Linked DNA regions of Homo sapiens: regions 2, 3 and 4 are each linked to region 1. A link is a loop called in an ENCODE intact Hi-C map of the cell type or tissue named here. Cell type or tissue: sigmoid colon. All regions are shown on one strand.

The links. Peaks named below come from ENCODE experiments on the same cell type or tissue, not always from the same donor. Only the 100,000 strongest peaks of a DNase experiment are listed, where the experiment ranks them.
Region 2: a loop joins it to region 1, with 6 times the contacts of the local background. A loop is called at or near these places in 2 of 110 quality-filtered maps.
Region 3: it touches region 1 in a loop (12-fold over the local background); 2 of 110 quality-filtered maps call a loop at or near these places.
Region 4: a loop joins it to region 1, with 6 times the contacts of the local background. A loop is called at or near these places in 4 of 110 quality-filtered maps.

The regions. Positions count from the first base shown.
Region 1 is chr16:86,196,143-86,204,142 of GRCh38, forward strand. LINC01082 (long intergenic non-protein coding RNA 1082) reads left to right here and starts at 39. Exons shown (of 2, transcript NR_103859.1): 1 at 39-270; 2 at 3,370-3,578. LOC124903743 (a long non-coding RNA gene) reads right to left here and starts at 3,374. Exons shown (of 2, transcript XR_007065164.1): 1 at 2,748-3,374; 2 at 1-1,037. RefSeq lists an enhancer at 5,724-6,224. In sigmoid colon, no CTCF peak of the experiment used is centred here; DNase peaks (open chromatin) are centred at 102, 2,549, 3,879 and 4,790; H3K4me3 peaks cover 4,753 bases; H3K27ac peaks cover 5,117 bases.
Region 2 is chr16:86,336,254-86,344,253 of GRCh38, forward strand. It overlaps LINC00917 (long intergenic non-protein coding RNA 917), which reads right to left. Exons shown (of 7, transcript NR_024406.1): 2 at 2,497-2,579; 3 at 1,429-2,408; 4 at 1,108-1,339. Among named protein-coding and RNA genes, the nearest start is that of LINC00917, 5.4 kb to the right of the region's middle. RefSeq lists a silencer at 970-1,264 and an enhancer at 1,089-2,020. In sigmoid colon, CTCF peaks have their summits at 4,614 (motif pointing right) and 4,815; DNase peaks (open chromatin) are centred at 4,618, 5,038, 7,278 and 7,678; H3K4me3 peaks cover 905 bases; H3K27ac peaks cover 1,447 bases.
Region 3 is chr16:86,359,487-86,367,486 of GRCh38, forward strand. No RefSeq gene overlaps it. Among named protein-coding and RNA genes, the nearest start is that of LINC00917, 18 kb to the left of the region's middle. RefSeq lists an enhancer at 601-1,101. In sigmoid colon, no CTCF peak of the experiment used is centred here; DNase peaks (open chromatin) are centred at 3,735, 4,975, 5,365 and 6,267; H3K4me3 peaks cover 544 bases; H3K27ac peaks cover 844 bases.
Region 4 is chr16:86,294,558-86,302,557 of GRCh38, forward strand. No RefSeq gene overlaps it. Among named protein-coding and RNA genes, the nearest start is that of LINC02135, 12 kb to the left of the region's middle. RefSeq lists enhancers at 1,384-1,885, 3,834-4,407, 6,612-7,163 and a silencer at 6,466-6,760. In sigmoid colon, no CTCF peak of the experiment used is centred here; DNase peaks (open chromatin) are centred at 104, 3,794, 6,334, 6,704 and 3 weaker places; H3K4me3 peaks cover 2,083 bases; H3K27ac peaks cover 6,532 bases.

The DNA.
Region 1 (8,000 bases):
GTTTTCACCCTGCCGCAGGGCTGGCTGGGGAGGGCAGCGGTTTAGATTAGCCGTGGCCTAGGCCGTTTGACGGGGTGACACGAGCCTGCAGGGCCGAGTCCAAGGCCCGGAGATAGGACCAACCGTCAGGAATGCGAGGAATGTTTTTCTTCGGACTCTATCGAGGCACACAGACAGACCATGGGGATTCTGTCTACAGTGACAGCCTTAACATTTGCCAGAGCCCTGGACGGCTGCAGAAATGGCATTGCCCACCCTGCAAGTGAGAAGGTAACGTTTATTTTTGTATTTTTTTCTCTGTCTCCCATATACAGACTGTAGAAAGACCACCAAGAGCGGACCATTTTTTTTTTTTCCCACCATGATGTACAATTCACATTTGTTAATAAAAAAAAAGTGCCCGAGGTCATCCACCTAGACTTTTTTTTTCTTAAACAGGAAACGGGTTTCAGATGTTTATATGTTGAAAAGTAAGGCTACTAATCCGTTTAGCCATTTCACAGGCCCTGGCTCACTCTCTCGTACCTTTTCATGTTCAGACCCCATAGAACGACATTAATTTTTATCCCTCTTGTTATTTAGAATTAAAAAAAAAAGACAAAAACAGAAAAACACTTTCAATAGCCACCTGCTTTTTTGGGACAGCTCCAGTGGAGGTTAAAATAAATGAATCCGCTGGTTTCATTCAATTGTGCTCTTAGCTGCGAGGGTGCTGTGCGGTGGGTTTGAGTGTTCAACACTCTTCAGCAATTCCTTAAAATAGAGCGTGGTCTCGTGTATTTTCGTGTGTCTGTATCCACAAGCGGATCTCCGTTGAAGCAACATATTTAGATGAACACTTAAGGTTCACAAACGCACATACTTATTCCGTCTATAGCAAGGGTGGGAATTGGTCTCTTCCGTACTTTTCTTTCATTTTTCTGGGGGGTCAGTGTGATGTTTTCCACGTTTCTTCTTGATGTTCGGCTGTGCCAGGTAACAGAGAAAAGGCATTTCCCAGGGAGCCGATGATCGCTTGAAAGGGCTTCAACTTGATGCTTGGAAATAAAAAATTTTGTTTTATTTCTGCCATTTTTTTCCTCATCCCAGGACCAGTAATTTTAAACAGTTGTCACTGGTGCAAACGTTTCCCTGTTTAGTGTGGCAAATCAATGCATTTTTACCCTGTTGGGGAGGTTTACATATTCATAGTCCAGGGAGAAAAGAGCACAACAAACGGGAATTGTGGATGCTTTTTAAGTGAATTTGTTAGTATTCAAATCATTGGCGTAAAAGACTATTTTAAACATAGAGTTCAAAGCAGAAGGAATAATATTATTTCCTAAAACTGGATCAAATGGTTCCCCCTTTTTAACCCACCTCTGCTTGACCAAACGCTTTATGTTTACCGATCTTGCAAGGGTGCAAAAGAACTATTCTTGAAGAATTTCGTCAGGGAGAGAAAACCAGCTAAGTTGAAAGGAGCTCTTAAAATTTCAGCATCAGTATTTTCAGGATCAGTAAAAAAGTTACTTTCAGGATCATTAAAAAGTTATTTGCGAAAATTAAACATAGACAAAGAATCATCTTTTACTTCACTATAAGAATCCTCCCCTCACCCTCGTGTGTGTGTGTGTGTGTGTGTGTGTGTGTAGAGAGAGAGTTCTATGAGGCACAAGATACATTTTCTTGCTTTTTCATCAGAGTACCAGAAGCGGCTGGAGAAAAGATTAGTACAAGTGTAAAAATGGATATGTTAATAAATGTCCAAACTCCTTTAAATGGAGGTGAGATGGATATGATAAAACAAATTTTAAAATATATGTTTTTGTTTTGTTTTTTTAATCAAACAAAAAGGCCATTTTTAGTGTATAGGGGCATGTTTTAATTCGGCATTCAAATTATGCCAGGCATAGGTGTCAGGGACTCCCCGTGGAAACCCAGTGACAAAACAATAACACCATCACCTGCGTTGAAATGTGAGCAAAAATAATAGAGTGGTTATCTCGAGAAAGCGGCTCCTGAAAAATGTCTCCCTTAACATGGAAGCACCCGGCAGAGGCTGATCTGTGGGGCTGGGGAGAAATGGAGCAATCGCCAACACTCCAGGCTCGTCTGTGAACCCCAAATTCCATTAAGAAAAGAAACTGCTTAGCAAGACCCTTTTGAAAGCCCCGGGGTGCTAAAGGAGCAGAAGGAAAGCCCGGCTTAGCATCCACACGGCCACCAAAGCTCGGAGGGCAGAGACTGCCGGGAGGAACTGATCTGATGAGAGGATCCATGAGAGAGCAGGGCAACTGCACTAAGTGCCCATTTCTCCAACACGGACAGGGCACCGGGGAGCTTGGCTAACATGGTCACTCAGCCTTCCTTTGTGGAATCACAGGACAGGAGCCTGCTTTGGGCCAGCATTTACAAAAACTGTCTTTTTTGGCCCCTGGACCCTGATGAATAGAAAAACGCTGCAGTCTGCAAACCCACTGCAATCGCCGCGTCAGCTCAGAGCCGAGATGCTTCCCAAATGAACACCTGGATGGTGTAAATCACCCTGACAGTAAACACTTCAGGCCAGGACGCAGGCTGCAGGCGGGGTGGGGTGGCATCCTCCCACCCAGCTGGGGTCCATAAACCAGGCACTGGCCCTGCGCTAATAAATGCTCCTTTCACAGCAAAAGACCCCTCCTCCCGGGCTGGGATCACGGTCCCGGTAGAGAGGGTGCTCAGATAACCGACAGCGTTTCTCCCACCCTCATCACTGTCCGACTTACCCCGGGCTGGCATCAGGGAGTGTTGTCAGGCGTTTATGCCGTTATGAATGGCTTTATGATACCTCGAGAGGGGGACCAGGGCCACCGGCTTCATGGTGGCTATTTTCTGAAGGTGGCAGGAGAAGATAAAACCAAAATTCAGGGTTTGCTTTTTAAATACCATGCTAGTAAAATCAGAACAGTAATGACGGGAACCAAAAGATCTATCTGAAATGTTCCTAAGGTTAGTGGAATCTACAGTGGCATTCCCTCTTGTAAAACACATTGAACTCAAATGTTAAAATAACTCTCCCTCTTCTTGCTGCTGTCTCAAAATCCTTGACTGCTAATGGATGACCACCCATTTGGTGTATACAATTCTTATAAAAATCCCCAAATAGGGGAAAAGCAGAGGGTAGATAGCAGAATAGATCTAGAAAAAGAACACCTCCTTGGGAATTTCTTTGCATTCAGATGCTCTACTTTAAAAAATAAAATGTCTCCGTATAATTATCCAGTTAGGAGGAGTCTTTTAAATGATATCTTTTGTCTTCAGCCAGACAGATGTGAGGACGCACAATGTAAACGTTATGCAGCAGCTTTGGGAGAGGCTTTTTATGGCTCTGTTTCTTTCCACTCACAGCACAGACTCGAGAAATGTAGGGAACTCGAGAGCAGCCACTCGGCCCCAGGATCAACCCAGCACCGAAGAAAAACAACCAGAAGAAATTATTCTTCAGCCTGAAATGAAGCCGGGATCAAATGGTTGCTGATCAGAGCCCATATTTAAATTGGAAAAGTCAAATTGAGCATTATTAAATAAAGCTTGTTTAATATGTCTCAAACAGAAAATGTCTTTTGAAGAGCATTTTAAACCTGATATTAAAATCTGGCCGAGCGCATGTCCCGGGGCGTAATTGGTGGGCACAGGAATTTGGGTCCTTTGCAAGAAGTGTGGTATTCTCCCTTCACAAGGTATTTCTTCCCCAATGTATAAAATGAAAGCAGAAAGGTTTTTAGGTAGCTATTTAAAACTGTTCATGCAACATAATAAATATAAGACAATTGACCCGTGTTTTAATGTTTATCCGTAAGACGAAGTGCAGCCCGGCTGGTGCAGTGACGCAGGCGGCTTGCTGGAGCCGAGAACACCCACGTGTGGGGTGATGTTTTCCCACCACGGTGCAGCGGGTTAGCAGCTGACCCGCGCTCCCACCAAACCTAAAACCACTCTCTAATGGGCTTTACGGTATTTACATTTTGAATTTTATTTATAGGACACCAGATGTCTGTGTTCACAAGAAAAAAAAAAATCATTTGGAATATAAAATCCCTCCCCTTCCCCGCATTCGTTAGCTGAGGAGATATTTGCCTTCCCCCCTGCAATGCGGCAGTGGCTCGCAAGCCAGTTCTGAGCTGGGGTTTATGGTCTCTTTGGAGGTTCGGGAGGTGGGAGACTGCGCATTTGTTCCCATTTTCTGTGTGACCACGGGCGTGCCTTTATTTCTGGGCCACGTTTTCTCCTGAGACTCTTTGCGTCTCTCAGCGACCACCCTCTTACTCATTAAACTCTTCTGACACAGAGGAATGGAGCTGGGCAGAAGCTCAAAGCCAGACCTTAAGAAAACTGCTTAAGATCTTACCCAAAAGCCGCAGCGTCCGGCTGTGAGCTGGGGCAAGCAGATGACTACGTCTTTCCTCCTTCATCCCTGGAAGTGGTCTTAGAATAAAAGTGCTTCAAAAACATAAGTGGATATTTTTATTCACTTCTTTATTGTTTTCATTGTCAAATAACTTCAGAACATGCAAACCCAACAAGGCACACAGCCCAGCAGCCCTCCTCTGACTGATCTGCCTGAAACTGCCAGTCATGTCTCGTCTCCAAATCACACAGAAGATTCACACAGCACCAGGGCTTCTCCCCTCTCCCCAGGTCTCTAGCCCAGATTCACTCCTAACACTGAACCTCTCCCAGGGCCCGCCCGCCCAGGAAATTGCCTCCCCTCCCCACAACACAGATAGATGAGCAGCTTATTTTTCAGTGCATACCCACTCCAGAGGTTCGGCCTGATTCCTTCCTGTAAGTCCTACCGGCCAGCGGTGAGGGCAGCACATGAGATCACCCTGCAGGCGGATTTTAAAGCGCCACAGAGAATGGTGGCTAGGGAGCAGAGGCCACTGTGGAGCACTCTCTAGGGCCAGGTGTGTTCCAGGTGCATTCTGCATGTCACGTCCATTAACCTCCAGAGGTGTCACAGCCCCTCTTCTTAGTGAGGCTCCTAACCACTGTGCATACTGCCTGGAGGGACAGTGGCCCCGAAGAAGGACACTGAAAACCTAGGGGTTGAGCAGCCACACCTGGCACCTGGCCGCTCTGGCTCCGAGGGCTCTGGAGAGAATCACCAGTCCCCAGGCTAAGTTCTGGGTCCCCCAACTTCTAGCTGAATTTCCATATCCACATCCAAAGAAAACAGGCTAAGGATTCCTTCCGTGATTTACTTTGAAGGTCCTTATGAGGCCAGAGGGGAAGGTGTAGTGGCAAGTGTGTGACGACAGAAGCTGTGAGAGTCTGAAGCCAGGGTGGGTGGGCCGTGTGTTTAATGCCCCTCCCAGGGCCTGGAGGCCAGAGCTGGAGGCCAGGCTTGAGAAGGGCCTCCTCAGTTCATCAATAAGAGCACAGAGAAGCCTGTTTTTCTTCCCTGCTGTGGCTGTGACAATCTTACACCTCTTGAGCATCAAAAGAGAGAAGCTGAGAGCCAGAGGAAGGTCATAGCTGCAGGACTCAGTATGTTGCAGGCCGGGGACACCAGGAAGGGAAACCAGAAAGAGGGAGATGAAGGAGGTGAAGATGGGGTTCCAGGCAGGCAGATAAGAAAGCAGTAGAGTTGAAAAAGCTTTGGGGCTAGATACCTGGGGAGAGCGGAGAAGCCCTGGTGCTGTTAACAGCCAGGCAGAGCTGAGTGAGGCGGGGTCAGGGGAGAAGGAGGCAGGCGGTGCTCTCTGGAAAGTACCCGGGTGAGGAGAGGCTGGGTGGGTGGCTGGGGGAGGTGGCAGGGATCTGCCCCACTCTCCTGTCGCTGGCGCTCACTTCTGCTGCAGAGACCTTCGTCTCCTGCTGTTCCTAGCCCAAGGCTCCCCTCCCAGGCCCAGCGGTTCTCATTCCCTGGAGAGTTTTACAGCACAGATGCCCCCCAGGGATTTAGAAGAACCTGCGGGCATGCGGCTGCTTTATTGATTGATTGATTTTTACCAGCTCCCAGGTAATCCTGTGTGCAGCCAGGGCTTGAGAACAGCTCTAAGCCTAAACATCTAGATTCAAACTTAGGAAATACGCTTCCATTTAATGAACTGGAGACTTCTGAGGTTTTGTTTCTTTAATTCCTGCTCCCTAAGGGTGCCCTGCCAGGGTGGGGGCTCACCCTGGTCCAAGGGTCACAGCAGCCTGCGAGTAGAGCACCACTGCGGACTACTCGACACCCGGGATGTGGCGTGAGCTGAGTAGGGGCGCTGGGGACTGGTTCTTCGTGAAGCAGAAACGCTCTCAGCGTGGGAGAGTTTTCCAGGATGCCCGCCTCTGTTCTGTCCCCTTGTTTGTGGGTCGGGTCTGAAGGAAAGTGACGCGGCCCCTGGTTATCTTGTGCTGGGCCCTACCCTAGCCCCAGGGCCTTGCTGTCCAAACCAAGAGCATGCACAGGACTGGCCCAAAAGCAACCTCGGGAACGCTCCTTCTCATCAGCGTGGGGCTCTCTTTCTTAGTAAACACAGCAAGACAAAACAAAAGAGAAAACTTAAAAGCCTTCTGGGAAAAATTCAAACCTTGTTGAATTAAGATGAATTCCAGTTATTTGTTACAAGTATTTACAATGCTACATTGGCCCACTTACTTTTCCGTAAATCACAAACCTCTTCAATGACAGCTAACACACATATATATTTGGAGAGAGAGAGGAGAGAGAGAGAGAGAGAGAGAGAAGATCTAGTGAGTCAGGCACCATTTCAGGAGCCTCACATCGGTTAATCTATTTCACCGTGTCCACCACCCTATGGGGCAGGTATTTTTTGTGCCCATTTTACAGATGGGGTAAGTGAGGCCCAGAAGACTTGCCCCAAGGCACACAGCTAGTAAGTACCAGAGCTCAGATTCGGCCCCTGACCTCTGCAGGGCAGTGGTGCTGAGAAGAGAGAAGGGCACTATTATTAAATTGGAAAACGTGATGATTATTTAAGAGAGTTTCTTAAGTGGTGTCCTCAGAGCCACAGCCCCAGCCAGTTCTGCTGCTCTGGGAGTCACTTTTCCTTTCTGAGGTCTGAGTTTCCTCTTCCATAGCTGGGATTAGCAGCGCCTGCTGTGGGGTGGCCCCGCGATGTGGCACCCGCTGCACCTCTCTCCCCTGTGCACCCGCCCAGGCCTCCAACACCGATTTCCTCCTCTATTCTTTCTGGTTCCTGAGCCCTGAGGGTTTGAATTGTGCGGAGCTAGGGTCTGTTTGTTCTCAGGGAAGAGGAGAAACCTTTCTGGAAATATCAAACCAATTTTTGCTGGGACAACACATGAGGCTTGAGACAAAAACACGGCAACAAAACAAAAATTGGAGCAGGCTTAGAAAAGAAGTAGGACCCCAGCTGGCGAGGGAGGCCCTCTGTCTTTTGGATGATGGGAATGAGGTGAACTTTCAGCTCCAGCTTCTCCCTAAGATGGCGGGAGGACACACAGGCCCCTCGCTCTGCAAAGCTTTGGGGAGTCTCTGAATCCCAGACACTCCAGAGGACACCGGTGGCTGACTGCTTTTCCTTGGGGGAGATGATGGTTTGCACAGAGCCCGGCCCCAAAGCCAGCATCCCTGCAGCCTGTGTGGCCAGGGCAGGGTCCTGCCTCTCCAGGGGTGGGCAGGACTGGGCTATAGCAACCCCTGTCCAGGACGTGTCCTTCAGTCCCCTCCCTTCCGCCAGCAACCTCCAGGTCCGAGACCCACCGCTCAACCTCAGCTCTAGGTGCTCCTCTCTTGTCAACTGTGAAGTGGGCTTCATCCTGCCTCTGAAGTGTGGTTATGGGGATTACCTGAGATAATGCTCGATGCTTGTAAAAGGTCAGTACAGAGCCTCCCAGAACCCTCCACAAAGTCATAACAATAAAAAACAAACAGCACGTGGGGCCCTTGCTCATTAACATCTCCTTCTCACACCAACCGGAGGAGGCGGTCACCACCACAAACCCATTTGTCAGATGTCAGCACTGAGGCCCAGGGCAGTGATAGCGTTCGACCGAGGCCACGG
Region 2 (8,000 bases), 140 kb after region 1:
ACTTTGAGTAGGATCTGAGCACAGGGTCCCTCCCTCCCGGTCTCCTTCTGCTCTGTGCTTTCCCTCTTTCTCTCCCTTCCCTTCCCCTGCCTGTCTCCCACCCCTTTTCATCTTCTGTCTGCTTCCTCCTGTGGGGACAGCAGAACCTATTCCAGTCTCCGCTGGGCTGGAAGCCCTCGGCCTCCATGGGGAGCCTGGGCCCCCAAGCCACAGGGAACAGCAACAGGGGAGTCAGCCTCCTCATCCCCACGCAAAGAGTGCTCAGCCCCTTCATCCCCACGCAGAGAGGGCTCAGCCCCTTCATCCCCACGCAGAGAGGGTTCGGTCTCCTCATCCCCACGCAGAGAGGGGTCGGCCTCCTCATCCCCACGCAGAGGGGGTTCAACCTCCTCATCCGCACGCAGAGAGGGCTCAGCCTCCTCAGTCCCACGCAGAGAGGGTTCAGCCCCTTGATCCCTACGCAGAGGGGGCTCAGCCTCCTCATCCCCACGCAGAGAGGGCTCAGCCTCCTCATCCCCACGCAGAGGGGGTTCAGCCTCCTCATCCCCACGCAGAGAGGGCTCAGCCTCCTCATCCCCACGCAGAGAGGGCTCAGCCTCCTCATCCCCACGCAGAGGGGGTTCAGCCTCCTCATCCCCACGCAGAGGGGGTTCAGCCTCCTCATCCCCACGCAGAGGGGGTTCAGCCTCCTCATCCCCACGCAGAGAGGGCTCAGCCTCCTCATCCGCACGCAGAGAGGGCTCAGCCTCCTCAGTCCCACGCAGAGAGGGTTCAGCCCCTTGATCCCTACGCAGAGAGGGTTCAGCCTCCTCATCCCCACGCAGAGAGGGTTCAGCCTCCTCATCCCCACGCAGAGAGGGCTCAGCCTCCTCATCCCCACGCAGAGGGGGCTCAGCCTCCTCATCCCCACGCAGAGGGGGTTCAGCCTGGGCTGCAGGAAGCAAACCCCTGACCCGCTGCAGGCTGACCCCAGACACTGAAGGTTGTGCGGGCCTTAAGGCCGTGCTGGGAGATTCAGGGGGTGACACCCGGGGGCTCATTTCCTGAGCTAGGAGATGCAGGGGCGGGGAGTGGGGCACAGCGCTGCCAGCAGAGGCTGAGACGCACCTGAGAGGGGAGGAAGCTTCCGCTCTTCTGGCCTCCCGGATCCGCCAGGGCTCCTGCTGCTCCCACTTCCGCCACCCAGGAGGGCCAGGCCGCCGTCTTGAGTTTCCCTCCAGCCTGGCCTAGGGACGACTCTTCTTCAGTGCCGCCTTCTCCACCGAGTCCTCGCATATTAAGATTCCAGAAGGTTCTGATCTCCTGGTGCTTCAGTGTAAACGAGTGTGTTTGGGGATAGCTGTGGGAAGTCAGGGCTGAGAAAGGAGAAACACTCAGCTCCCCACACACGTTTGTCCCAGGAAACAATAGCCCTCCGTCCCCGCCCACCTGGCCTGTGGGGATCCACTCATTCTTTCACAGATATCCAGGACTGGGTTAGGGAGCCTGGTGGTGGCAGGAGGCCGCCCTCCAGCTCGCTGGCTGCCGTGTGGAAGTCCTTTCTCCTCGGATTCTGATCTAGGGACGGCCCACAAGCTCCTGGCGAGGATGAACTGAGTTCAGTGATGTCAAGCTCGGCACAGTGCCTGTCCACAATGAGCCCAATAATTTTTAGCTATTGTCACGTCGACGGTACCACCCACCTGGATGCCACTCACCTGGACACCATTCACCTGGGTGATGCCCCTCACCTGGACACCACTCACCTGGGTGCCACCACCTGGACACCACTTACCTGGATGCCACTCACCTGGACACCATTCACCTGGGTGATGCCACTCACCTGGACACCATTCACCTGGCTGTCACTCACCTGGGCACCACTCGCCTGGGTGCCACCACCTGGACCCCACTTACCTGGATGTGACTCACTTGGGCACCACTCAACTGGGTGCCACTCACCTGGGTGTTATGCACCTGGACAATGCTAGTCACGTGGATGCCACTCGCCTGGGTGTCACTCACCTGAATGCTACTCACCTGGGTGCCATTTACCTGGATGATGTCACTCACCTGGATGTCGTCACTCACCTGGATGTCACCTAGGTGCCACTTACCTGGATGATATCACTCACCTGGATGCCACTCACCCAGGTGTCACCTGGATAATGCCACTCACCCGAATGCCACTCACCTGGGTGCCACTCACCTGGAAGCTACTCACCTGGATGATGCCACTCACACAGACGCCACTAACCTGAATGTCACTCACCTAGGTGTCACTCACCTGGATGCTACTCACCTGGGTGCCACTCAACTGGGATGTCACTCACCTGGGTGCCACCCACCTGAACACCACTCACCTGGGTGTGTGAGAACAGTGGAAGTTCCTGGAACATAGTTGGCATTCATCCTTCCCAATGCTTGCTCTAGACGAGGAAGCCATGATGTTTGCTCTTCCATTCCCTCCCTCCTCTGAGTCCCCCTCCTCCCCAACCCCATCTCCTTTCTCCTTACCTCATACACAGCCAGCCCTTACATGGTTATTTCTTCATGTCATCTGCCACCTCTGGGCAGCCAGGCTCCCCCAGACTCAAGCCCTGCAAAGAGAGGGTAGGACCTGAACCACCTCACCTGGCACAGCCCACCTGTCCCAGCATGGGCTTCAGACACCAGACCTCATGGGACCCACAGCTCCCTCTGCCCCTCTGGCATTCAGCCCCCAAGAGGTGGCAGCGCTCCTACTTATACACCAGGTGCCCTTTCCCACATGCCAATGGGCAGTGCTTGGAACCGCTCAGCAGGGAGGCTGCTGGCTGCCCCCAGTCTTCCAGGCCTCCAGACATTCTTCCTGAGCTTGCCCAGGTGGGTTTTGGGTGGGAGTCCATTCATTCATTCATTTAATGATGACAAATATTCTCTACTTTAATGAGGAGAGTGAAAATACACAGTTGAGGACCAACAGACAAAAACAAAAAAACCCAAAATAGTTGCTCTGGAGAGTGGCACTGGGCATGGGGAGGAGTAAAGCAGGAAGCCGGTGTTTTCATTTTCTTCCCAACTTTTATTTTAGGTTCAGAGGGTGCATGTGCAGGTTTGTTATGTGGGTGAAGTGCATGTCGCAGGGGGCTGGTGTGCGATTATTTCTTCACCCAGGTAATCAGCATAGTACCTGCTAGGCAGTGTGTCCATCCTCACCCTCCTCCTACCCGCCACCCTTGAGGAGGCCCAGTGTCTGTTGTTCCCCTCTGTGGGTCCATATGTTCTCATCATTAACTCCCGCTTATACGTGAGAACATGCTGTATTTAATTTTCCGTTCCTGTGTTACTTTGCTGAGGCTAATGGCCTCCACCTGCACCCGTGTTGCAGCAAAGGACATGATCTCATTCTTGTTATGGTGGCATAGTATTCCACAGTGCGTGTATACCACATTTTCTGTAGTCTACTGTCAATAGGCGTTTAGGTTGATTCCACGTCTTTGTTATTGTCAATAGTGCCACGATGAACACACACATGCATGTGTGTCTATTCCTGTCTATACCCAGTGATGGAATTGCTGGTTCACATGGAAGTTCTGAGTTCTCTGAGAAATCTCCAAACTGCTTTCCACAGCGGCTGCACTAATTTACATTCCCATCGACAGTGTGTTTTCCATGAAAGGCTGTTGAGGATTATTTGATCTTTCTTAACCACGTGCATTTATTAGATCAGGAAAAAGAATAGTACAAATGGGATTACGCCACTCCCCACTGAGTCCCCTCCAATGACCCTGGGGCTCACAGAGCAGATCTCCGGTCCTCCTTGTGGACTCTGAGCCATGCTGGCCTGGCCCCACCTCCCTCTCCAGCCTCTGCTGCAGCCACACTCCACTTGAAGGCCTGCCACAGGGCCTTCAAATATGCTATTCCCTCCCAGGTGCTCTTTTCCCAGCTATCACTGTAGCCAGCTCCTCACCTTCAGGTCTCAGATTAAACTTCATCAGACCTTCCAATTCTAATGATCTGTTTGTGTGGTTATTTGACCATTTCCCCAGTAGACTCTAAGCTTCCGGAGGGCAGGGCCATGTCTGCTCACCCATGGGTGAATACCTGCCCCCAGCACTGCCCTGGCTCATGTGGAGTCTCTGCATATTTTTGGACATAACAAACAACGTAGTAGTGATCTAGCCCCTGCGACAAGACGTTTAGAAGCCTCTCTCCCATGGAGCACTGGTGCCTTCCCATTAGCCAAGATGTCGGCACAATCACTGTCCTGTTTCTTAGGCCTCACCAGGGAGGCCTCTGCGCAGTGATGTGGGATCAGGGAACTTGGCCTGAGCATAGGCTTGAACAGATGTGAGGGAAAGGGAGAAACAGTGTCTCCCGCAAAGCATCTCCCTAATATCCTGACACGGGGCTTAAATTCCACCATAAAAATCACTCCTCGGGACTCTGGAAAGGCACCAGTGGAAGACAAATGAGATTGAAGGAGATAATGCCTGTGGCAGTGAAATACACGGCGGCATAAAAAAAAAACAAGGTCTCGAATGTTCTTGCAGTGGAGTGGTGGTTTCGCCCCATCCAGCTGGTGTCATGGCAGACCTGGTTTCTGTGGGGCTCCTACCTGCCCCCAGGCTGGGCTCTCCCATCCGGGAGAGCGGCGCGCCCCTCGTCCTCACCACCAGGGGGCGCAGGGGAGCCCCATCTCAGCACCTGCAGAGTGCACAGGTTGGGGGCACAAGCCCAGCTCCCACTTGGGTTTCATCCCCAACACCTGGAAAACTTAAGGAAACTTCACACACACACACACACACACACACACACACACACACACACACACACCTGCAGATTCTTTAACCCCCGTCCCAGAGAATCTGGTATGGAGTGGACCCTGGGAATTTAGTGGTTGTGTTGGTTTTTTAAACAAGTGCCTTGATTGCAACTGATGTAGCCAGGTCCGTGAACCGTGCGTGAGTTCACTACAAACCGACTTTGCCCTAAAACCGCACAAAGGAAATTAGCCACAGTCATCCCTGATCATGAGGGGAATGAGAACAAAGGAAAAAGGAACCTAGATGAGTCATTCTTTTCTCTAATTTTCCACTGGCCATGCCCCCAAGTTCCCCGGCCACTGTGGACACACAGGGAGCGCGGGCGCCAGGACGGAGCCAGGGCTTAGTTGTCCTGCTGTGATGAGAACAGGCAATGTGAGGTTAACAAAGGTAAAGAGGCTGGAGGGAAAGAAGTCGTTAGTGCTGTCTGTGGATGCCCAAGACGCACATTTTAATTTTTCCACTTTTTCTGTGCTGGTTTCTTACCTCAGGTGCAGACGGCCAACAAACGGCAGCCCTCGGCTGCTGGTGCACCATTTTCGTCCCTGGCCCGACGGAACCCCTCTCTCGTTTTATTTCTCCAGCCCCCTCCTGAGGGTTTCCTACTCCCATTCCTTCTCTGCCTGTGGGCAACGGTTCCAACGGGTCTAAAGGGTGCTCTTAGTGTGGAAACAATTTGCATAAATGGTCTTGTGTTAGATATTTCGTTCTATTTTTCTCCCCTCCCCACCCCACCCCAACCCTCAGCAAGGTATTAAGACACACCCACTGTATTGGGTCCATATGCACTGTCCCTAGCTGGCACCCCTCACTCCATGGGGGGCGCCCCACGCTGTACTGTCCACTGTCCCAGTGGTAAGCTCCTCAGCTCTCACCATCATAAACGACACCATGAGGGACATGGAGGCACATGTCCCTTATGGATGTGTGAGAATTCCACTAGCTGCTCACCCAGGATGGGATGGAACTGGGCTGTAGGGTGTGTTAATCAGATTAACTACAACTAGTCAGACTTTTATGCCCTAATTGTAAGAGAAAAGATTAGTTTAGTAAATGCAAGTATCCCATGACGCAAATGCTTTTGGGCCCCAAAGGGCAGCACAGAGCCTTCAAAACTGGACACAATCCCTTCTGACTATTCCTCTCTGTGCATGTCGGAAATAGAGAGCACCGTTCTTGTCCTTCACACTTTAGTTTCTGCTCAAATATCTAAAATCAAGGTGAAGAAACCCTCTCTGTGAGCAAATATGGAAGAGGATTTGGGGATCCCCAGGGGGTGAGCTGGAACCACAGCATCGGTCTCATCTGGGAGTTTGCTAGAAATCCACAGCCCAGACCCCAATCAATCAGAAACTGCAGAGGTGGGGCCCGGAAGTCCATGTTTGAACAAGTCTCTGGGGGACTCTCAGACATGTTGAAGTTTGGCGATAAATAAGGGCAAGCCTAGTTGATATCTAGGTAGGAGATATACATCAGGGGTGTCCTCTTTTGGCTTCTCTGGCTGGGCCACATGGAAAGGAGAAGAATTGTCTTGGGCCATACCTAAAATACACTAACACTCACCATAGCTGATGAGCTAAAAAAAGAAAATGACAAAAAATTTCATAATGTTTTAAGAAAGTTTAGGAATTTCTGTTGGGCCACATTCAAAGCTCTCCTTGGCCACATGTGGCCCTAGAGCCTTGGGTTGGACAAGCTTGATATAGGTGGATCAATAGATACAGATTGACTGATTGAATGAAGCTGGTTTTGGCAAATCGTAGAACACAGAAGCACAAGCTTGAAATTCCCCTCAGAGAGCATTTGGTGGTCTGACCCCCAGAATCTTCCTGGAAAAGAAGCCAGGAGCACTTAGCAGTTGGGACTGAGGTACCAGCCGTCTGCTTCAAGCAGAAGATCTCAACTGTTTTCTATTTTACAAAGGACACATCTTGGGAAGGTTTCCTTAGAAAATAAGGTCCCAGGATGAGATGAGCTAAAAACTCCTAACCCATTCCAGTCTCTCCTCATTTTACAGACAAGGAAACTAAAGCCCAGAGAGACAAACTGCTTCCCTGAAGGTCACACAGCTATTCCTGGCAGAGGCAGGCAGACTGAGTTCATCTGGATCCAGGGCTTCCTGTGTGCGCTGCACCAGCCCTACGTGAGTATAAGAAGGTTCTGGATGGGCTCTCGGAGCCGTCGAGACAATCCCATGCCGGGCAGCCTGATTTGAGCCCCCCAAGGTCCCGGAGCGAGCTTGCTGGGGCCTGCTCAGTCCTCCCCACTTTGGAGCCCACCCCCCATCAGAAACACGGAAAGCCAAGCTGGCACACAGCTGGCGGCTTCAGGTTCCCGGCCAAGTTCATTTTGACATTACAAGACAAAAAGCACAGCATGTTGCGATGGGACTGGCCGTTACTGCGGTGCCATTCAACAGGGTTTACGATTTTCCTGGAGCCTCTCGGCCGGGTGATGCCAGAGAGTAAGCCAGAAAAAGAAAATTCCTAGGTGACGTAAATGCAGTCACGACGCTTGCGAGGGGCATGCACTTTTCCTGCCCCGGGAAGGGGTGGGGTGCGGGGAACGGAGCCATTTTAGATCCAAATAGAGAAAGAGAAAACGAAAAAAAAAAAAAAACCCTGTGCTGTGTATTCATTTCATTGCATAAGATCCTTGTTCACTCACTGGCTTTGTTTTCCAACCAAATGCCTTTGACTTAATAAATGCTCTGGGCAATTAGCAGACAGGGGGCCCCCCATGAAATCATCAGAGCTGAGATCACTCGAGAGGGTATCAGACAGTCAGGACATTAATTGCATTATTTTATTTCCAGATAAAAGTTATTTTGGTGGAGCCAGGCTTGCCAGAGAAGAAGCTGATAAGATCAGATGCCGTCTCTCACTGCCAGATATCCTATTAGGGGTCTCAGCAGACAGGGGATTGGGTGACAGTCCAGATCTGCATGGACAGCAGGAGTTTGTTTCAGGCCAGAGGAAAAGCCCAGGGTGCCTGAGGAGTTCCCTTATGCCATGGAGAAGCAAAGTGGGCTATGCAGGCCCTCTGGGGGCTTTAGATAAAGCGAGTACGCTTCTGATGGCCCTAGCCACAGCAATGGCTTTCACAGGAAAGAAAAAAAAATTCTCTTCTCTTTCTTTTTCAAGAGAGGGACTCTTGGTTCCTTAGTAAACATAGATGCCTGGACTCGGTGCGCAGCCTAAGGTCTCTCTC
Region 3 (8,000 bases), 160 kb after region 1:
AAGAAACAGAACGTGGCCAGCGTCCTAGGAGATGTGCACATCAGCCCACCTGATCCATGCAGCGCTGACCACACAGGGCGTTTCTCCCACTTCACAGATGAAGAAACTGAGGCTCGGAGCAGGGAAGGATCTTCCTTTGAGCCCCTTCTCGCCATCACCTACCCTTGAAGAAAAAGCACAACCCTACCTCTAACACCATCGACCAGCTTTGCCTGTTTTGTAATTTAAATAAATGGACTCACACAGTATGGGGTCTCTTGTGTCTGGCTTCTTTCCTGCAACCTGATGTTTAAGGGACTCATTCCCATTGCATGCAGGTATAGACCATTTGTTCTTAATGCTAATGCAATCCATTTGCATGAACATGTGATTTATCTCTTCTGCTGTGAATGGCGTTTGGTTTATTTTGAATGCTGGGGTTGTGAGCAAGCAGAGCTGCTCTGAACATTCTAGTGTGTGACTTTCGATGAACTTATGTAGGCATGCGTGTTGGGTGCACACTGGGGAGTGGAATTGCTGGGGTGCAGAATCCACCTGCCTCGGCCTCCCAAAGGGCTGGGATTACAGGTGTGAGCCACCGCGCCCGGCCTAATGTTGTTTTGTTTTGTTCTGAGATGCCATTTATTATTTGGCTACAAAAAGCCTGTGTCAGGGATGCTCAGTGGGTTCCTGAAGACACAGAGACTTTAGAAGCCCCTTGAAGGGCAAGTTATAGCTACAGACCTGGACTCTGGGGACACAGGCCCCTCCAGGACTAAGGGCTGCTTGTAGCCATGGCCGCTAACACGGTTGAAACGATTCCTGCCTGCCGAGAGCTTTGTCTTCATCAGCTCGTGGAATCCACACAGCATTGCACTGTGCTTCTCCCATTTCGCAGCTGAGGAAACTGAGACTCAGGGCAGTGAAGGATCTTCTCCAGGACCACACAGCTAGCACGTGATAGCTGTGTAGAATGGAAAACCAGGTCGGTCTGATGTAAAATCACACGCATGTACATGTGCACACACACACATGCACACGGGCAGCCTCTTGATCACGCGTGGGATTTTTGTTTTGCAACCAGTAAAACAGTGACCTGCTTTTATTTTTAAAAATTTTCTTTCATTTTTGAGACAGAGTCTCACTCTGTCACCCAGGCTGGAGTGAGGTGGTGTGATATTGGCTCACTGAAACTTCCACCTCCTGGGTTCAACTGATTCTCCTGCCTCAGCCTCCCGAGTAGCTGGGGTCACAGGTGCCCGCCACCATGCCCGGCTGATTTTTGTGTTTTTAGTAGAGACAGGGTTCACCATGTTTGCCAGGCTGGTCTTCGACCCCTGACCTCAAGTAATCTGCCCACCTCAGCCTCCCAAAGTGCTGGGATTACAGGTGTGAGCCACCACACCTGGCCAGTGACCCACTTTTAACTGCAGGCTGGACCCCAGGTCTGCAGGGTTTCTGAAGCTCAGGTGAAACACAGGTGACAGATGATCACTGTCTCTCCTGGCCCTGGGTGTAATGTCTGCAAACAGGGCAGGCAGCCCACTCACTCAGAGCCCCGGTCACCAGGACCCCTCAGTGGGAGGACAGACCTTAGGCAGGGTAAAAGGACTCTGATCAGCATCTGCAGTGCTGTTAATAAGCTAAATCATGAACTCACGTAGAAAATTGAGTCATCGCCTCAAATGGGCAATTCAATAAAGGAAAACATGGAAATCGACAGCATAGAAGAAAACTTTCCCTTCTCACCAGTAATCCAAGTCACACACGTAATAAACACAGAACGGTATTTTTTTCATTGATTAGTTTGGCAAATACTTTTTTCAATGTTAATACACAATGTCGGAGAGGAGAATAGAAATTGTTGCACGTTTTACATGTTTCCAGAGGCCATGAGAGTAATTTGTAGATTTTGATCCAGGAACTTTATTTCTAGGAATTTATTAGGGAAAAAACCATAAATGTGAAAATTGATTTGCATACAAAGATGTTCATTGCAGCAAAAGTCATTGGAAATAACCCAGAGTATTTCTGAGACAATGTCCTCCCTGTTGCTACCTCTATTTATCCATCCCCACTTCCCCCATCTTCTGTGTGCTTTGCTTCTGGTGACCTGCACCTGTGACTCTCTTTGAAGTCCTGTTCTTGAGCTATAGGGGCTGCTTCACTCGTAGATGCACAGGAGGCTCCTCGGACCTTGAGACCCTCCTGAGTGGCCCTGGCCAGTGACTGACGAGGGCAGGGCCAATAAAGCCCCAGCTGCCTTAAGAACAATGAGCAATGCTGCCGAAAAAGGCTCCGGCTGGGACCGTGCCTGAAATGGCAACTGCTCAGCTTGTCCTTCTCTGTCCTGCTTCCACTGCTCCCTCACTCATCTCTCTGGGAAGTCTTTCTTCCTTGATAAGCCACCCACATGTGGATCCTTATATCATGGTCTGCCTCTACAGAACTGATTTTAGACTGTTTAAACTAAGCAATGCCAGTGGTAATCAGATGTTCTTTCTTTGGTCACCAACTGTCCCCTAACGTGGTTGAAGTCTATAGAAAGCCATCTAAAGCACCCTGAGGATGACACAGTGGTTTGTATTTAGAGGCAATGCTGTGAATAAAACATTTATTTTCAGACTGGTGAATTACTTTGCTTCTGTAGTCTACCCTTTAAATATCTGACTCTTTTCTTTTTTTGTTTGAGACAGGGTCTTGCTCTGTCACCCAGGCTGGAGTGCAGTGGCGCAATCTCAGCTCACAGCAGCCTCAACCTCCTGGGCTCAAGCGATTCTCCCACCTCAGTCTCCCAAGTAGCTGGGACTACAGACATGTGCCACCATGCCCAGCTAATTTTTTAATTCTTTTTGTAGAGATGGGGTCTTGCTATGTTGCCCTGGCTGGTCTCAAACTCCTGGGCTCAAGCAGCCCTCCTGCCTTAGCCTCCCAGATTGCTGGGATTACAGGTGTGAGCCACCATACCCAGCCTGTCCATTTTCAAAACAATTCTCAGCTTGCTTCACATCGCTGAAATTATTGATTATCCACACAACATTTATTCTTCCCTTATTTCTTATTAACAGAGCCAAGTTTTAATGGGCATCTAAAAAACTACATTTCCCAATCTCCCTTGCAAATAGGTATAATCATGTGACGCCATTAGAGCCAACTGGCTGTACGCATCATTGCCCCTAGAGTCAAACAGAATCTGTTCATTTGACCTTCACTTACTCCCGTCTTTCCACCTGGAGCAGGGATGGGCTGGTGGAGATGTCGCCACCATCTTGACACCATGAGGTAACAATAAAAGAAAGTTAGAGAAAATGGAAAAGATCTCGACTCTGACAGCGTTGTATTGAACCAATGCTATTTACTGCAGCCTTAGGATTTCTCAGCACTTGAGAAAAAAAAAACTCGTACCAACTGTGTTCAAGCCACCAACTGGTGGGGGTGGGGTGAGGTCGGGGGGTTCTGTTAGTGGCACCCAAATGTGATTCTTTGATATACTCCATCACATCAAGGGAAGGTTCTGATGGCCAACTTTCCAGAACAGACCCTTTTTTGGGCTTTTTATGCACCCACAAAACCCACTTTCAGAAATGCCATTCTTCCTCTAATCAGACAAAGAATGTTCCAGCTTCCTAGGGACCCACAGGCTGTTGGAAGAATTCCATGTCTCTCTCTGTCATCAGCATGCTCCAGCCCCTGCCTGGAAGGGTCTGAAATGACAGCCTTTAACTCACCACGCTGGTGAGGAAACATTCCCTGTCTACCACATGTAATCCCAGCAGGAAGACGAAAACTGGCATCCAACGTGGCCTGTGTACTCAGAGAAAAAGAATTTATAGGAAACAGAATCTACCTCTTGCTCAACCCCTAGAACAAAAACCCAGTGCTTAATCAGATTATTATAGCAAATATGCCACAACAGGGACTCGTTAAATGAATTTGGATACCTTTCTATGATGGAAAACTATTCATTTACAATGAGGCCATAAAATACTTAATGCATGTTAAAATGTTCACAGCATATTGAGTGGGATGAAGGGTTACAAATAGCCATGTAGAATACAGATTTTAAGTACACACAATATACAAAACAGAAAAAAAGTACTAAAAGGGAGTTGTATTCAACATTTAATAGGCATTTTTCTTTAGCGGGATTATACGTGATACCTACCTTCATTGTTTGTTGCCTGGATAAAAGAAAGAACAACGTGATCAGTAAGCTGTAACCCTCTGTATTTTGTACTCAGATTAATGGATCTGATTTCAGTTGTAAAGAGGTCAGCTGGGTCCCTGGCAAATTTTATCTTCCACCATTATCCAAACAAAATTGGCTAAATATACTTTTAACAACAGGGCTCTATGGGTGCCACATGTCCACCCCCACCCCACCCCACCCACCACCTTTTTTTTGGGAAAATCCCCGTTTGCAGAAGGTTTTCATCCTGACACGCTCAGTAAAAACATAACTGGACACGGCTGCTTGCTCATCAATCCAACTGGCTCCTCTAAGCCATTCAGAAGAGTGGTTTTTACTTCTTCAGCTCAAACCATTAGGGAAGCATTTATAGAGCACCAGATGTTTGCTTCCTCTGAGGGTATCCAGAAAGTCCTCAAGGCTGCTGGCTTCTTTTTTGCTCCTGCAGGGAAGAAAACTAACTTCCAAGGAGGAGAAGGAGGACTGAGGGCAAACTCACGATGATCATAAGTAGGATCTTTCCAAAAAGTTCCAGAACTATCTGAAAACGATGCCCATGCATCTCAATAAATCAGAGTCTCTTTTAATGAGACTGGCAGCCCTGTGCCTATTTTTAAAAGTTTATGACCCTGAATTTGCGAGGAAAAGCAGCCAGGCATTGCCCGGAGCTGTGCAGAGCGAAGCATTTTAAGTTTCCATCTCACTCCTGAGAGGCAATCCATCATGATAAGGAGGGGCAGGGAGGGAAGGAGCTGAGCTCCCTGCAGCCTCCCGCCTGGCGTAGCTGTTTAAGTGGCAGGCACTGCAAGCCCAGTCCATTAACCAAAAAAGGGTGCTGCGCCTGAGCTATTTCTAGCTCCCTGCCAAGGCTCAGAGAGGCACAGACCTGTGGATTCCTGCACAGTGAAGTGTCCCGCCTGGCATCATCTGACATAGGCTTTCTCCCCCGACACCAAGAGCTGGAACAACCTTGTTCAGAGAAACACAAATAAGTACAAGAACGGCCTTATTGGGTCTCGTTATTAGGTATGAGTCTCCTGTGGCTGCTGTAACCACCAAAAACCAAGGGAGCTCCAAACGATAGAAATGTATTCTCTCCCGGTTCTGGAGAGCAGAAGTCTCAAATCAGGGTGTGGGCAGAGCTGTGCTCCCTCTGGACGCCTTTTCCCTCTTCCAGCATCTGTTGGCTGCTGGCGCCCCTTGGCACGTGGTGCATCGCTCCAGTCTGGGCTCTGTCTTCCTGGCATGCTCTCCTGGTCTTCTCTCTGTGTGTCTCTGATCTTCGGGTTTAGTGGCTGCCTGGATAACCTGGGATGATCTCATCTTGAGATTCTTAATTTCATTACATCTGCAAAGACTCTTTATCCAAATAAGGTCAGCTTCACGGGTTCTAGGTTTAGGACATGGAGGTATCTTTCTGGAGGCTGCCATTCTCTCCACTATATCCAAACAGGTGTCCATCTCTTTCCAGGAAGCACTCCAACTCATAATTCCAGGGCATGACCCAGTGATCCCAAGTTCAGCCACCCACCCACCCCCAGGTGACATCATCCACACCTCCGGGTACCAGTGGCAGCCTCTCCACTCTTGCCCTCAGAGTCCCTGGGTCCCACAGATTCGCATGAGTCTTAGACCCGTTAAGAGCAGGGACTCTGAAGTCAGCCTTCAGTTCCAGTCCTGGTTCTACCATTTATGTTACCTGGGCCTCAGTTTCTTCCTCTGTAAAGTAGGCATAATCAGAGTGCCTATTCCCTAGGACTATTGTGAAAATTTAAAAAGCTGCTATTCATAAAAAACAGGGCCGGCACCCACTCAATAAATGCGGCCTTGAACTTGAATTCTTCCATGTCTTGATTTGGGGTTCTAGATTCTCGACCTTTCAACATCAAGTCTAAGAGAGCTAGCCCGTGCTCCTTGGTGGATCAAAGATGGGTTCATGTTCCAGAGCAACAACATCTCAAACCACTGAAATCCACAGAGCCCTTCGTTCCAATGTATTTCCACAACACCGCATACATCAAGCAGATAAACAGAGGCGTAGCTGTGGCAGCAGCTGCTGTGGGGAGGGTGCGGCAGAGCCTGGACCTCCCAAGAGGCTTTTCTGTCCGTAGGCAGCTGGGTGCCAGGGTCCACGGCCTGTTGAGGTGAAGCAGGCCAGGAGGGGGCCTTCACAGTTTATTCTGCCACAGAGCAGCAATTATTTCTTATTTCCTTGCCCCATCTTTCCTCAAATATTCCAAGTCCATGTAGAAAGCCCACCTTAGCTCACAAACCATCAAGAAAAGTAAAGGCGAAGGAACTAGACAGAGAAAGATTTCACATATTTGTTTTTTTGAAAAACCCCACATGTTCATTGTAGGAAATTTGGAAACCACAGTCAAGCACTTAAACTGAAACAAAAATCAGACGCGGCAGTGATGGTTCAGTCGCCTCCGTCCCGCCTTCCGCAAATAACCTCAGCGTGTCTGTAAAGTCAAAGGTTGTTATTATTTACACTTGAATTTACTTCAAATGGTCATAGTTTTTCTAGATCACCAAATAAAACGCTTAATTTTTAAATCATGACACACGTACTTCCTCGTAAACTGTTTGTCCTATAATTATGTTTTGCAAACACTTCTGACAACTTTAAATATTTTTTTCTTTCTTTTAGAGGAGAGGCAGGGGTCTCGCTATGTTGCCTAGGCTGGTCTCAAACTCCTGGCCTCAAGTGATCCACCCACCTTGGCTTCCCAAAGGGCTGAGATTACAGGCGTGAGCCACCACGCCCAGCTAAATATTTTAAGAACATAATTTCTCACCATACAAAGCATTTACTTGCGGATATGGCCCATCCTTTATTTGCCCAATTACTGTTTACTAGTTATTTATGTAATTGCCATTTTTAGGACACACACACACACACACACACACACACATTTAATGTTGTAATAAATCTATCTATCTCTCTATCTGTAAATATTTGCAGAACCTCTGAGTATTTCCTTTGAACCAATTCCTACAAATATGATTATTTTTGAAGACATGCACTTTTTAAGGCATTTGATACCCTTTGCCAAATTGCCCTCCAAAAAGATTGTAACAATTTACAATTTTACCAGCAATATATGATAAGAGTACTTTTCTCAAACGTTTCCTATTGAATACTGTAATTTTTAAAAACTTAGCCAATTTGGCAGACAAAAAAGAAAGAACATCTGTGTCTCTGTGTGTTTTCTTGTTATTGTAGATGATTAGTTTTCTATGTTAGTTGGCCAGTGGGATTTCTTCTTTTATAAATTGCTTGATAATACTTTTTGCCCTTCACCTCTTAGGGTGATCGACTTTATCTTCCTGATTTTCAAGGGTCATCTGCATTTTAAGGACAGTGATTTGCCTTATCCCTTCATTACAATAGGTCTCTTAGCCTTCCAAAGGCCAATGAGAAAGTTAGACCATCTTTCAAGGATGTTGGTAACATTTTCCCCAATTTGTTGTTTACTTTCTAATTTTGTGATGGATTCATAAAAGGATTTTACATAGTCCAATATGTTAATCTTTTTCTTTATGATTTCTTTCTCTACCTATAAAATTCAAAAGGTATGCAAAATCCACTTTTTCCCACCTGAGGTGGAAAAATCTAGTAAAGATTAAGACTGAGTAAAACCACGTTAATCCAGGAATGAAATAAATGAATGAGATAACATCATAACCCATGCTAGAAAAAGAAAGTTCAACTTGGCTTTTAGATTCCAGTTGAGTTCAGGCTTTGTGTTTTGTTTATTAACTCTCTTTTCCTGAATAATGAATCTATGTTTAAAAAATGCCTTCTCAGATTTGCTTGGTACGGCAG
Region 4 (8,000 bases), 98 kb after region 1:
CTCCCTCCTCCCTCCTGTCTTTCCCTCTCCCTCCTCTCCCCTTCTGTCTCTCCCTCTCCCCGTGAGGAGGCCCAGCTGGAAGGAGACAGGGCTCCGAGTTCAGTCCGTGCAGACAGGACTAAAGTAAACATGCTGGTCATCGGGCAGGCAGTTAGCAGCATTTGGACAGATGATCAGTGCTGGGCTGGTGGAGGACCACACACGCAAAGCCCCCTCGGACCACACAGGCGTGTGCCTGCCCGCCCTGCCTACGCACACGCACATGCTTGGAGTCACACACAGGATGCCCTTCCCATGCCAGCGCAGCTCTTCTTTGCCATGGGACAGTTGGAGAGGTGTCTTCTCAACACTCACAAGTTACAGGCCCATGCTGGCCTTGCCAGAGCCCCCACACTGAGCCAGATCCCCTCGAAGAAGCAAAGGGCCAGGGGCCTCCCAGTCACGTGCTCTGTGGGTACCAGGGGCATGTCCCTTCACCCTTTAGGACCTCTGTCTCCCCATCTGTGGGGCTGGGGTGATCACAGTGGCTGCTGTGCAGGGGTATGGACGGCTGCCTCCCGTGCCCTTCACTCCCTGTGTGGACTCCAGCCTTGTCATGATTTCACCTCAAACAAGCGGTCTGCACCCCTCCCAAGGCCTGGGGGGCAGGGCCCCAGCTCACATGCCTTGGCTCTGCACCACCTGGTCACCCGGGGCAGGCCCCTCCACTGCTCTATGCCTCAGCTTCAGCAACTCTGGAGCAGGGAGAGCAACAGGCAACCTGGCAGATGGACTAAGGTAGACCACTGGTGCCAGCCACAAATGCTGGGCATGGATACTGGCCCACAGATGCTGGCCACAGATGCTGGCCACGGATGCCAGTCACAAAATGCTGGCCACAAATGCCAGCCCACAGATGCTGGCCAGAGATGCCAGCCACAAATGCTGGACATGGATACTGGCCCACAGATGCTGGCCACAGATGCTGGCCATGGATGCCAGTTACAAAATGCTGGCCACAAATGCCAGCCCACAGATGCTGGCCATGGATGCCAGCCACAAATGCTGGGCATGGATACTGGCCCACAGATGCTGGCCACCAATGCCAGTCAGAAATGCTGGCCAAAGATGCCAGTCACAAAATGCTGGCCACAAATGCCAGCCCACAGATGCTGGCCACAGATGCCAGACACAAAATGCTGGCCACAAATGCCAGCCCACAGATGCCAGCCACAGCTGTTTATAGGCTGCCACTATTCTGTGCAAAGACAGCCTGGACTCCCACCCGGACAGTGACTCCCTTAGACCTTTTCCCATTGTCCTTCTCTCAAAATCCGCACCCCTCCTAGGAGGCTGGGAGTTTATGTCCTGTCTGCCGCGTGCCCTGAAAGAGTCACCAAGGGGGAAGGTATCTGACGGAGGTGTGCTAACGGTTGTATCCTGCCCAGCATGTTAGAAGACACCCCCCCAATACAATGCCCACCTCTGTTGGCACAGATGGGCAGGCGGCCGAGGAAAGAGACTTAAGAACTGGTTGCTTCTCACTGTTCTACTCCTCTTCTTAAACACTCCCCTAATCCAATTCCCACCCCCAAGTAGTCCATGTCTCTGAGAGGGCTCCCAGGTTCCAACACCTGCCTAACGAGAAGGGAGCCAAATAAAGCCCCTGCCTGCTGGCCAAGGTGGGGCTGGTGTGCTGTTGGCTGGAGGAAGGAAGCGCATCTCCCCAGACTCACTCTGCTTATCAGGGTGATGGGGGAACATGGGCTGGGTGAGGAAATTCCCACCCGGGGGACACCCCGAACAACGTTCCAGGATGGGCTCTATGGCCCCTGGCCGCCCACTGCGCCATCTGTGAGGAATGTGACACTCCCAGCACGGTCAGTGGCTGACCAGGGCCATCTGTCTTCATTACATGGGTTTGTTTGGAGGAGGTGAGCACTGGGGGCTGTCACGGCTGAGGAAGGCTGATCTATTGGCAGAGGTGCTTTGAAGCCTCCTCAAGGTTGCAGCTCTGCAGACCACAGCACGCGGATGCAGTCCCAGGCACCTTCCTACACAATGGGGGATTTCTAGTCCTGGGGCTCCAGGGAGAACTCCTCCCTGGGGGAGTCGGGTGTGGACTCGGACACTGCCCTCTGCTCACTCGTCTCCTTCCACCTGGTTCATTTGTATTGAGCACCTACTATGGAAAGGTACAACCCAGGCACTGAGGGCAGAACCCTGGGGAGTCTCCTAATCTGGGGGGAGGAACGAAGTCTGAAAAAAATCCCTGGATTCCCAGAGTGGGAGGAGAACACCAAGGACAATGAAGCAGGATCGTGGGACAGACAGTGGGACTTCAGGGCCAGCAGTCAGGGCAGCCCTCTTTGGGGGCCCCATTTGAATTCAGATCTCAGAAACTCCTGGAGAGATAGCATTACGTGAGAATCCGTGTGTCTGTCACTCTGAGTCAGCCTTCAAGCCCCAGCCTTTCTTGCCTCTGAGGCCTCTGCCTGAACCACCAGCCTCAGTTTCCTTGTTTGCAAAATAGGCACGATAAATACACCTAACTCCTAGAGGTGCTTGGAGGGTTGAGTGAGATCAAGCATGCCCAGCATGTGGCCCACGGCGAGACCCGGGGAAATGCCAGCTGCAGTTACCATGACTGTGTGAGAATCTCCACATTTAATCTGTGGGTGAGGACACGCCAACGGGAGAGAAGCTCTGCTGTCTTGGGCAGGGAGGAAAGTCAGGACCCCTTTGTCCTGTTCCTTGGGATAGCATGATATTACTAGTGGATGATTCCAAGTGGAAGAAAGCCTTTCCTTGGAGTAGGGACCCTAGCATCATTTTCCTCTTTGGCAAGGCCTCCCAGAGTCACCAAGAGGAGAACAAACCCACAGCGATGTCCTGGAGAGAGGCTGCAGCTAGAGAAACAGGGAATCCGCTGACATGCCGGGTGATGACTATTGTTTTAATTCTAGTGACTCGCATCACTAGACTTCCGGGGTTAGAATCCTGGCTCGATCCCACATGAGGGTGAGACAAGACAAGTTACCTATCTCCCTGAACCTCAATGCAGTCACCCGTAAAAAGGGCCCAGTCGCCCTGCACACAGGGGGCTTACAAAGATTGAATTAAAAGAAGGGAAGCATGTGCCCGGCACGTCGCGGGCACGCTGTCAGTCTGCTTTCTGTTTTCCCTTTCCCTTTTCCCTCCCTTCCTTCTCCTGTGGCTCACCCCTCCTTTTTTCTTAAATCACTAAAATATATTGCAGAGGCACTCAAAAACTGCTAGACGTGACCAGCAAGGACAGGGAAAGCAACGACTTCAAAGTGAGGGTCAGAGTTTGTCTCCTCTGTCTGCAGAAGCAGATTGGGGTTACGACGGGAAGTCTGAAATATAAGCTCCGAACGTTGCATTTTACATCCAGTCTTGCGGGTGCCTGTGCTCCACGCCCTCCCAAAGCCAGGCCCCTGAGCTGAGCGGCTTCAGAAAGTAGAGCCCCTCTGTCTTTGGTATCAAGGGGCGGGGACCGTTATCATCCACTGAACAATCGAGCACTTACTGCCTGGCAAGCCCCTTGAGCTGTGCGGGCTCCAGTGCACGGATCCCTCCCGTCAGTAGGACTCGGGGACCACCCACACCCCTCTTTCACTGCCGGAGAAACCAAGGCACAGAGAAGAAACGAAGCCCCATTCCAAGGATAGGCTGCTGCCAAAATCCACCAGTCATCCCAGCCCGGAAGGTCCAGCATGGGACTTTTCCATTTCCCACCAGATGTTAGTTGAACAGAGTGAGCCACGCCAGGCTGTAAAACAAATCCCAGCGTTCCCTGCAGCCGCGCAGGAATTATATTCGCCTGTCAGGGCCCAGTGCAAGCATAACACAGACCTCCTCTCCCCTCGCCCAGCGTGGAAGGCGTTTTGACCCCCGCTGAGAAACATGAAGGTCGTGACCCACTGGCTTCCCCATCTGCCCTTTCCTCACCAGGGGATATCTGACAACAGCCCTGTTATTTATGCAGCTTAATGCAATCCAGAGGCCATTGGCACATTGCAGAAAGAGGGAGAAAGGAGGGGTGCCTGGCTCCTCAGAACCCGGTTTCACTGGCTGCGTGTTGAGCCTGACATCAGACTGGTACGGGGAGGACAGGATGGTGGCTTTCTGCAGCAGGGAGCCTCCGAGGTGGCTCTTCCTGGATGCAAACTTGAGCAAACCAACAAATATTTACCCAGGCTCTGCTGGGTTCAAGGCGTATTTTCACAGGGTAGCATCGTTAGCAGGCACTCAGGGAACATTCCTGGATTAATTCTCTTCCGGGAGTTGTGCAGACTGGGCTGTACTGGCTCCCTGGAGCCGGCATTTCTGTGGGCGTGATGATGTCCGATCATTTGTAGCACACCACAATACTTCCAAGGAAGAGCTAAGAAACTGGCTCTTCCTGGGAGCAAAGTTAAGTTGCATTTTTTAAGGGAATTTTTTTTCTCTCCATAAATTTATCCTCTCTTATGACTCAACCAAGACACACAGAGTCACAATTACTTAACACTGAGACGCTAGTTTGTTTTTCTATGTTTTGTTGAAAGGACACAATGAACAGTCATGGACAGACCTCACCAGAGCATCACACAGACCTGGGTGTGACTCCTGGCCTCACCATATACTAGGTCTGTGATTTGGGTAGGTTGCTTGACGGTCCCTCACTAGAAAAATGGGACCAGAATAGGACTTGGCCCTATACAGTGGGGGCCCATTAGAGATGAGGGTGCAGATATCCCCGCATGGACTCTGCCCCAGAGCAGGCTTTATGGACTGGTGCCTGTCATCTTCTTCATTCTCATCTCCAGTTGAAGGCCATGTGGCAACAGAGTTGAACACGCAGAAGACAGAGCTCAGTGGCCTGGGTTCAAATCCCAGCTCTGCCCTTTGTCAGCTGTGTGACTTGGGGTGGATTACTTAACCTCTCTGTGTGTCTTGGTTGGCTTCCTCATCTGCAGTACTGGGATAATAATGGCTGTGAAGATCAAACTCATTCATAAATGCAAGGTTTGTCTTGCATTTACTGGCCAACTGGCTCATAGCTAGTTGGTCATTATTGCCATTACAGGGAGAGCTGCTATTCTGGAGTGTTTGATTTAAAATTATTTAAAAATATTTATTGCACACAAAATAGCCCAGCAGACATGAAAACAATAAAAAGAAAAAGAAAACTAAAAACTTCCATCTTATTTTAAGATATTTTTGTAATATGTTGATGTTTTCGTGGCTTTAACATCAGCTATTCTTGTCATCATTTTAGGGAGAATGTTTATTTTCTAAGCCCTCGATTTAAACTCATTTAAAAATATTTATTGCACAAACAATAGTGTGTAAAAACTCCTGATAATTTAAAAAATCCGTTCTAATAAATCTTGTTTTAAGGTGTTTTTGGAATTTGCAGAAGTTTTTGTATCTTTTGCCACAAAATAGCTTCTGGAGCTGTTCATGTGGACAAATACCAGCTTAGAAAATATGCTGCGTGTGGCTTGGGCTGGGCTGTTCTCTTCTGCGTGGGACACCTCGCACCCATGCCCTGGGCACCGCAGATGATTGGGTGTCCATCTGTGAGTCCGTGACAGTGTTGCGTGGACTCAGAAACTCAACATTACAGCATCACTTCAGGATTTTGGTTTTCAATGTCATGTATTCTCAAGCCTTTATTCCTCCTTCTCTCCTGGGATAGTGATGACCTGTAATCGTCACTTGCTCAGAATTGATCATTCACGAAATATTTAAATGAAAAGTGATTGCAAAACCTCAATTACTTTTGCACCGACCTAATCATTGGCTGCCGCGGGCTCTGTGGGACCACATCTACGAATGTATCGTTCATGGCCGTTGTTCCTTGTGGAATGTGACCCTGTGCAGGCAGGGATTTGATCTTTTGTGTACGGCAACATCCTCTGTGCTAGGACACAGCGGGGGAACTTAGGAGGAGCTCCACAAATAATCGTGAATTTATGAATGCAACAACAAAAGAATGAAGACTGAAATAAACCTTATGAATAGGGTACTTTCTGTGAGTTTTTTACAGAGTACCTTTTTGGCTAGAACATTTCTTAAGAGTTTTTTTTTTTTAACTCGAAGTAATCTGGAATTTAATTTACTTAAAGTAATATATATGTATATTATTGTATACATATGTATACAAAATATATATGTATATATTAATATAAATGTAATAGGTATTGGGGCAACATTTTATATTTTTAAGTGATTTTACATCCATGTTCATCTCCTTTAAAACCCCATGTGCTAAGTACAGCAAATAGGATTTTGTTTCCCCGACGTCCAGGCTGAGTGCAGCCAGATGGGATGACTTGACAAAGTCACAAACGCTGACAAATCCCGGCGGGGGAGTTGTGGCTTCCTCCAAAGGAAGGTAGGTCTGTGTTTGTCAATTGATCAGCTCAGCGGTGGCCCTGAGTGAGGCCGTGAGGAAAGTAACTCCGTAGTTTTAATTCTGATGATTACTTCCTGAAAAAGGACCCTGCAATGGTGGGTCCAACCTCCTCCTTCCCTCCGTCTCTGCCAGTCGCTCGGTCTCTGTCTGTGCTCCCCTCCAGCTGCCTGTCCCTCCCCCTCAATGGGGGCTTAGGGGCCCAGCTCACCACTCACGCTCCCACAACGTCCAGCGTCCATGCCTGCAGCCTGTTTCCTGGGAATTTCAGTCCATGTGGAGCAAGAGGCCAGTCTCCTGCTCTGAGCCCAGGAGGGCACGTCCTCCGCCAGCTCTCAGCACTGGCTCTGCTTCCTGTTTACTTCTGCAAGTAGCTGCGATTGTGGGGTCTGCAGCCAGCCCTGTGGTCCGAAGCCAGCCAGGCTCAAGGGGTTATCATCCTATCAGCCGAGATAGGCTGGCGGGCTCTGCCATCTGTCAACTGTCTTCTGATGTAATTGAAAGTTCTCTGTCCTGGAATGTCATCTTATTAGGTGGATCAGGCCTTGACGTGTTAACTGGAGAGTTTCTGCAGGGCTCAGCTAGTTATTTTATTTTTTCAAAATTAAGAGGCATACAGTCTTTTAAAAATCTCATAACAAGTTCTTATGAAAATTTTCCAAAAAATCATCAGAGCGTAAAGAAAAAAGGAATGGTCACCCAAAACCTCATCACTCCAAAATAATATGCTGGTAACGTTTCATTAAACCTCTGTCTATGCAAATTATATCCAGAGAGATTCATGCGTATGTTTCAAAAATGGAATCAGATTTCCCATGCTGCTGTTGACCTGCTTTTCTTTTTGATGCCACAATATGGCACGGATGTGTCTCCATGTCAATAAATACAGATTTACATCATCTATAAATAGTTGTATAGCATTCTCCAGGTGTGGCATTTAGACTTTTTCTTTTTTTTTTCTTTTTTTTTGCTATGATATGTTATAAACACCACCACAATGAACATGTTTTGCACATTTGTGTAAATATTTCCTTGGGATCGACGCCTAGAGTTGGGGTAACTGGAGCATGGGGCATTCACACGTACAGTGACCATCTGAGCAAACTACAAGCAAGGAAGTGCCAATTTTCCTCACACAAACAATCTACACTGGGTCCCAGTTCTCAGCCCTGCATCATACCAAGTGCCCAATTCTTTCACTTAGCTACTTCCAGCAGTAGAAAGTAGCATCTCATTGTTGCTCTTTGGTCTTTAAAAAATTACATTGCACATATTTATCAGGCATTTATGCACCTGTGAACTAGCCCAGCTACTTAAAATTAGATCCTCATGCTGCAAGAGCTTTAATGGTCAACAGATCCAACCCCACTCCCAAACCTCCATCCACCCACCATCCACATACTTGGATCATCTCAACTGTTTCTCTCCAAAGACCTGGCCTTGCCTCTGGTCTGTTTGAACACTCCCATCCACGGGAGCTCATCGCTGCCTGAGATGGTCCACTGTGTTCCCAGCTCTAATTTATTAACCTATAAAAGCCAGTACATATGGAATAACCATGCTGGGCCAGGAACGACGGGAAGCCCTTTGCTGAACA